2 separate regions of the Homo sapiens genome follow, and region 1 is linked to region 2. A link is a loop called in an ENCODE intact Hi-C map of the cell type or tissue named here. Cell type or tissue: heart right ventricle. All regions are shown on one strand. Each heading gives the region's core, and the rest is flanking DNA. Links, peaks and the distances in the headings are about the cores only.

Evidence for each region. Peaks named below come from ENCODE experiments on the same cell type or tissue, not always from the same donor. Only the 100,000 strongest peaks of a DNase experiment are listed, where the experiment ranks them.
Region 1: a loop joins it to region 2, with 1.8 times the contacts of the local background. A loop is called at or near these places in 2 of 110 quality-filtered maps.

What each region holds. Positions count from the first base shown.
Region 1 is chr6:36,463,543-36,466,355 of GRCh38, forward strand. All of the region lies in intron 1 of KCTD20 (potassium channel tetramerization domain containing 20), which reads left to right. Among named protein-coding and RNA genes, the nearest start is that of KCTD20, 22 kb to the left of the region's middle. In heart right ventricle, for the core only: no CTCF peak of the experiment used is centred there; no DNase peak of the experiment used is centred there.
Region 2 is chr6:36,515,581-36,518,393 of GRCh38, forward strand. STK38 (serine/threonine kinase 38) reads right to left here. Exons shown (of 14, transcript NM_007271.4): 6 at 2,137-2,260. Among named protein-coding and RNA genes, the nearest start is that of STK38, 30 kb to the right of the region's middle. In heart right ventricle, for the core only: no CTCF peak of the experiment used is centred there; a DNase peak (open chromatin) is centred at 1,184; H3K27ac peaks cover 353 bases.

The DNA.
Region 1 (2,813 bases), core at 108-2,607, 52 kb before region 2:
CAAAATTGTTGTGTTGGAACTTAAACCCCCAAGGTGATACCATTAAGAGGGGAGGCCTTTAGGAGGTGATTAGGCCTTATAAAAGGGAATTGAAGGAACCTAGCTAGCCCTTCTCCTTCCATCATGTGAGGACGCCTGGATGCCATCATCTTTGAGGAACAGCCCTCACCAGATACCCAATTTGCCAGCACCCTAATCTTGCTTGGATTTCTCAGCCTCCAGAACTGTGAGAAAAGAAATTTCTGTTCTTTATGAATTACCCAGTCTCAGGCATTTTGTTTATAGCAGCACAAATGGACTAAGACAACTGGTTATCTGTAGGGAATAAATAGGAACAGATTGAGAGGGAAAAAGGGGAAGGACAGAGACTTCTCTGAACATTCCTTTTTTATGAGTCTTCAACTTCGGAACCATGTAAATGTTTTACATATTCAGGAAATACATTTTAAAAATAATGGGAAAATGCTATGATTGAATAAAAAGAGAAACAAAAGAACCTACCTTACAGAACATATAGAGAAAAAATACACAGTAACTTTTGAATATAGCATGCTGACTGTACATCCTTAGTGGGATATGCTTTAAGGACAAAAAGAACTGCTCCCTTGACCAAAACACCTAAACTTAGTAGGTTTATTGTTACTAGTAATTTGACATTATAATTCTGAAACTAGTCTATGAACCAAGAATTTCAATGTGAAGGAAAAGATACACTAATATAAAATGAGTTAGGAAAAACCAGTATTAAATTTGAACTGAAAACATCAGTATAAACTCTATTTATGAATGAATGAGAGAGACTGGGTCTTGCTCTGTCATGGGTTGGAGTGCAATGGCATGATAATGGGTTACTACAGCCTTGACCTCCCAGGCTCAAGTGATCCTCCTTCCACAGCCTCCTGAGCAGCTGGGACAACAAGTGTACACCATCACACACCAGCTAATTTCTTATCTTTTGTAGAGACTCAGTACTTTCGGAATATGATAGCCTCTTACTGTGAGTTCATAATAGTCCTAGAAGGAGGTCTTGTAGACATTTTAGATTTTCCCCATCCCCCTCTGTTTCCCCTCCCCCAAACTTCATCCCATTTTAACCTATTCCCAGAAATTCTGGGTGTCACCAGAGAGCATTATGTGCAGCAAAACAGAAAACCTGCTTAACAGAAAACATTAGCAGAGTTCTCATTAGCATGCATAAAGAAAAAGCACAATGGAACTAGACCAAGTGGTTTTCACATAAGAACAGACTGGAAGGGCTAGGATTTTTCAGTTTGGAATGAAGGTTTGGCAAAGATATAACTACTTCTTAAGTTTGATTATGGGATATGGGTTAAGGGCAGATTAGCTTATTTACCAAATTCTGTGGCATCCTACTTCATTTTCACCTCCCACCTCCTACACAGAGTGGAGATACGGTCCTAAGTATAAACAAGGGTACTGCCTTTTGAAAGATCATGTCCTTGCACTATTAACGGTATGAAATGGTGGCTCACGCCTGTAATCCCAGCACTTTGGGAGGCCAAGGTGGGTGGATCATGAGGTCAGGAGATCAAGACCATCCTAGCCAACATGATGAAACCCCGTCTGCACTAAAAATACAAAAATTAGCCGGGCGTGATGGTGCATGCCTGTAATCCCAGTTACTCAGGAGGCTGAGGCAGGAGAATTGCTTGAACCCGGGAGGCAGAGGTTGCAGTGAGCTGGGATCGTACCACTGCACTCCAGCCTGGGCAAGAAGGGTGAGATTCCGTCTCAAAAAAAAAAAAAAAAACAGTATGCAAGCATTATGCTTTTGAGATACATCAATATTATTGCCCCCATGCCATTCCAATTAGTTTTTTTTTGTTTTTTTTTTTTTTAATCTGAGTAGTTCAATGGTAGGATATTGAATTTATTTAAGGGAATAGTGATCTAGGTAAATATCTTGTTTTCTTCAGAAATAATTGATTAGGAGAAATTGCAAATAAGAAAATATATAAATTTATTATCTACAGGCTGTTGTGTGGATTCATACTCAAGATGATTGTTCTAGAGAGAAACCAGTACATTCTTTTTTAGGTGCAAGGAATATGTAGAGATAATTCCACTATCAAAGACTGTATATACATTTTCCAAGATGGGGAGATGATGGTGATAAAACTATTTTGCTGTTCCAGGTCAGTAAAATCAAGACTTAACAAAATATGGGCCTTCATGGGAGGCCTGTGAAATAAATAATAAAATATATACTCTTAAAATATATAGCTCCTCAGAGTGTATAAAATGCTTTCACAGAATGTATGGAAGTGAAGCATGAACTGGCTTGCTGGATGTTTTCTTTGCTTCACAGCTGTATATTCTGGGTTCCATTATTAATATACATTTTAACTCTTGCTGCCTTTCCAAAGCAGTCTCTTCAGTTACTGTTAAGCTATAACAGGGTGGTGAACCTCTGGTTCTTGCACATTGCTGTGACCTTCAGAGTTGTGTTGACCAAAAAATAGTTTTGCAGCAATAGAGAATTATATTGTTGTTGAAGTGTTTTGTTTCTTTTCTTTTTTTTTTTTTTGAGATGGAGTCTCTCTCTGTCACCCAGGCTGGGGTGCTCTAAGCTCACTGCAATCTCCGCCTCCTGGGTTCAAGCAATTCTCCTGCCTCAGCCTCCCGAGTAGCTGGGACTACAGGTGCACACCACCACACCCAGCTAATTTTTGTATTTTTAGTAGAGACGGGGTTTCACCATGTTGGCCAGGATGGTCTCGATCTCCTAACCTCAGGTGATCCGCCCACCTCAGCCTCCCAAAGGGCTGGGATGACAGGCATGAGCCACTGGG
Region 2 (2,813 bases), core at 111-2,610:
AGATATGTCTTCCCTATCTGCCAAAATAAGGCGGCTAAACAGACCTCTTCTGTGTGCCAGAGATAGACCCACATGGCCAACATGGGAAGAAATGGGATTTTCACACCTAAGCTAGCTAAGGTTGACCACTAAGCTGTGATTTCTATTTTACTTTTGAGAGAAAAAGAAAATTTCTCCCACACTTTAAAAAACAACTGTATTTGCTTAGGATAATTTTTTGGACTCGGGGTAAAATGCTACTTTACTTTTCACTTTGCCTGAACAAGTATCTGCAAGCTTTTCTGCATCTGTAACTAAATGGCACTTCCACATACAATCTATGTATTGTTATAGAGAGGCTGAAATGCCAAATAAAAATGTAAACACTCGGGCAGGCTGAAAACAAGCTTTCCAACTTCTATTCACAGAACACAAACAAATAAAAAGGAAGGACTTGGGTAGCAAAGCATTAGTCAACAAAAGCTAAAAATGAACTGAAAATGCTATACACTAGAATGTGCAATAACTGCCTCCTGGAAGAGTACAATGAACACCTCTCAAGGTCAGTGCTTTTTTTTCTCTAGTGCGTTATTATAGGTATTTAAATGGACACTAGTACCCTTTATGTAACTTTTAAAACACAGTATCAGTATTCTAGCAGTTAAAAGGTAACCTCGTTAGTTTTCTGCAAAGTCAAAATTTCATCATTTCTAATACCAGCAACATAAAATGGCAGAAAAAGATTCAGGTCCTAACTCAACAGTGAGAAATGCAAAGAAAATATGTATAAGGAGTTTAAAACTAAGAGAAACAGTAAAGATTCAGTTTAGACCTCACATAAAGTCACTTATGTTAGAAAACAAGGAAAAGAGAAAGAAACCTCTGATTTTAACAGAGCATCATGCTGCTTTTTCAGTTTCATTTCATTTAGAACATTATGTTTTGTATTATTGGAGAAAAGTAGCTATTTTTCCCTCAGGCAAAAATTAAACCATTTATTAAAGTGCTCTTTTTCAGTCCAATACTTAAAAAATATGATTTCCTAATCACTCCTGGCAGCCCTTCAATCTGGAGACCCACCAGACACATGGAGACAGTGCACTTGGGCTGCTACCCCAGTAAGGTAGCTATACGGCCTTAGTTCTGTGGCTCAGGAGAGCAGTCAATGGGGCCTCGCCTGTGCAAGTTTGCCCAGATGATTGGAGAGCTCAGGCCAGATGCTCTATGGCTCTGCAGGCCAGCTCCACCAAGTGCAAAGGGCAGGGTCCAGGAGACATGAGAAGCTACGGAAGATGGTACAGGTTGAGGCTTGAGGACACGTTAGGAGCTGGTAACCAAGTTGGCTCTTACTCTTATTTAAGAACTAGCATCTAAATGTTAAAAAAGTTTCTCCTCATTCTACCAGACTCTTTTCTAACATTAATCAACTGTTTATTTTTTATTAAATGTGTTTCTTTATTAAAAAGTATTGATGACCCTAAATCTAAGGGTTGTCACAAAATCAAAATATTATGCCACAATTATAGGAACAAAAAAGAAAAAAGTTCTCTCTCTTTTTTTTTCCCACCAGAGTTTGCTCAGAGTTCATCTGCTCACTGACAAACAGACTGCTTTCCTCAGAACAGATGGCATGTTCTGTTCTGGGTTTACTTTGGAGCTGTCTTAGGAGATGCTCATGCTGAGTTACATAAAACTTAAAATTTCAGAAATGAGAAATTTTTTCTGGCTACTAATATGGGTAACAAAAAATTCACTCCTTATTAATATGTTATACAAAAAGAAACAAAAATTTGGAGCAAAGGATGTTATAGCTTCAATGTTGTCACTTGGGTTATTGATCATATATGATTCCCATTGACAGGAGAGCAGGCAGAGCACCCTAATTTATTCCTATATATTTTAAAAAGAAGAAGAAAAGAAAGAAATGTCCATCTGAAATCATGTAAATGAATTAACAGGTTACTTTTATGGTACTAAGATTGTAGAAAGGCACCCCAGCACAAGACAGGTTACTGACTTCCTTTATAGACCTAAAAAAGGATATAGAAAGCAACTTTGTGAGCACATTTAAAAGTAGAAAGGAGGGTTAATCGTGATGTGAGAGAAAGAAACCACAGAACAAAAAGAAAAAATGACCTTTCATCGTCAAGTAATTACCTCCAGGCAGGAACTCCATGATTAGGTAGAGGTTTAGCTTATCCTGAAAACTATAGAACATTTTCACAACCCACAAACTGTCTGCCTCCACTAGAATGTCACGCTCCGCACGAATGTGGCCAACCTGGAGGTATATGCATTTGATTAATGACAAAGCTTGCTCTGCTTTATTAGATTGTATATTTGCTTAAACAATTTAAATACTGTGCTTAAATACTGTTTTGAGTATTTAATCGTGATGATATAAAAGATCCAATTTCTGCTTAGGCAAACCTACTAACTCAAAATTGACAACATTTGACTTCAAGGTATTCAGTGATGAAAACTTGAGTGATGAAAGGCTTTAAAAAATGGCAAAATGAATGGCTTTAATGCAAATAGCAACTTTAACACTGCTATAAACTGAATCTCTGATTAGTTAAAATTACTACTCTTTTGCATAGAGTTTTGTCTAATAATCTTTTATGATAAAAATAAGTCCCCAAAGTGAGACTCTCTTCCAAGTTCTTCCTCGGGTCTGCACTAGTATCTGCAACAACAGTGAGCTCACTGACAAATTCTAGAATGCTATGATACCACAGCATTTAGTTCACTGCTATGTGCTCAATCAATCCTTACTGAATTGAAATACAAGAACACCTATGAAAAGTTGTAGATTCAAATTAATGACATTTCCA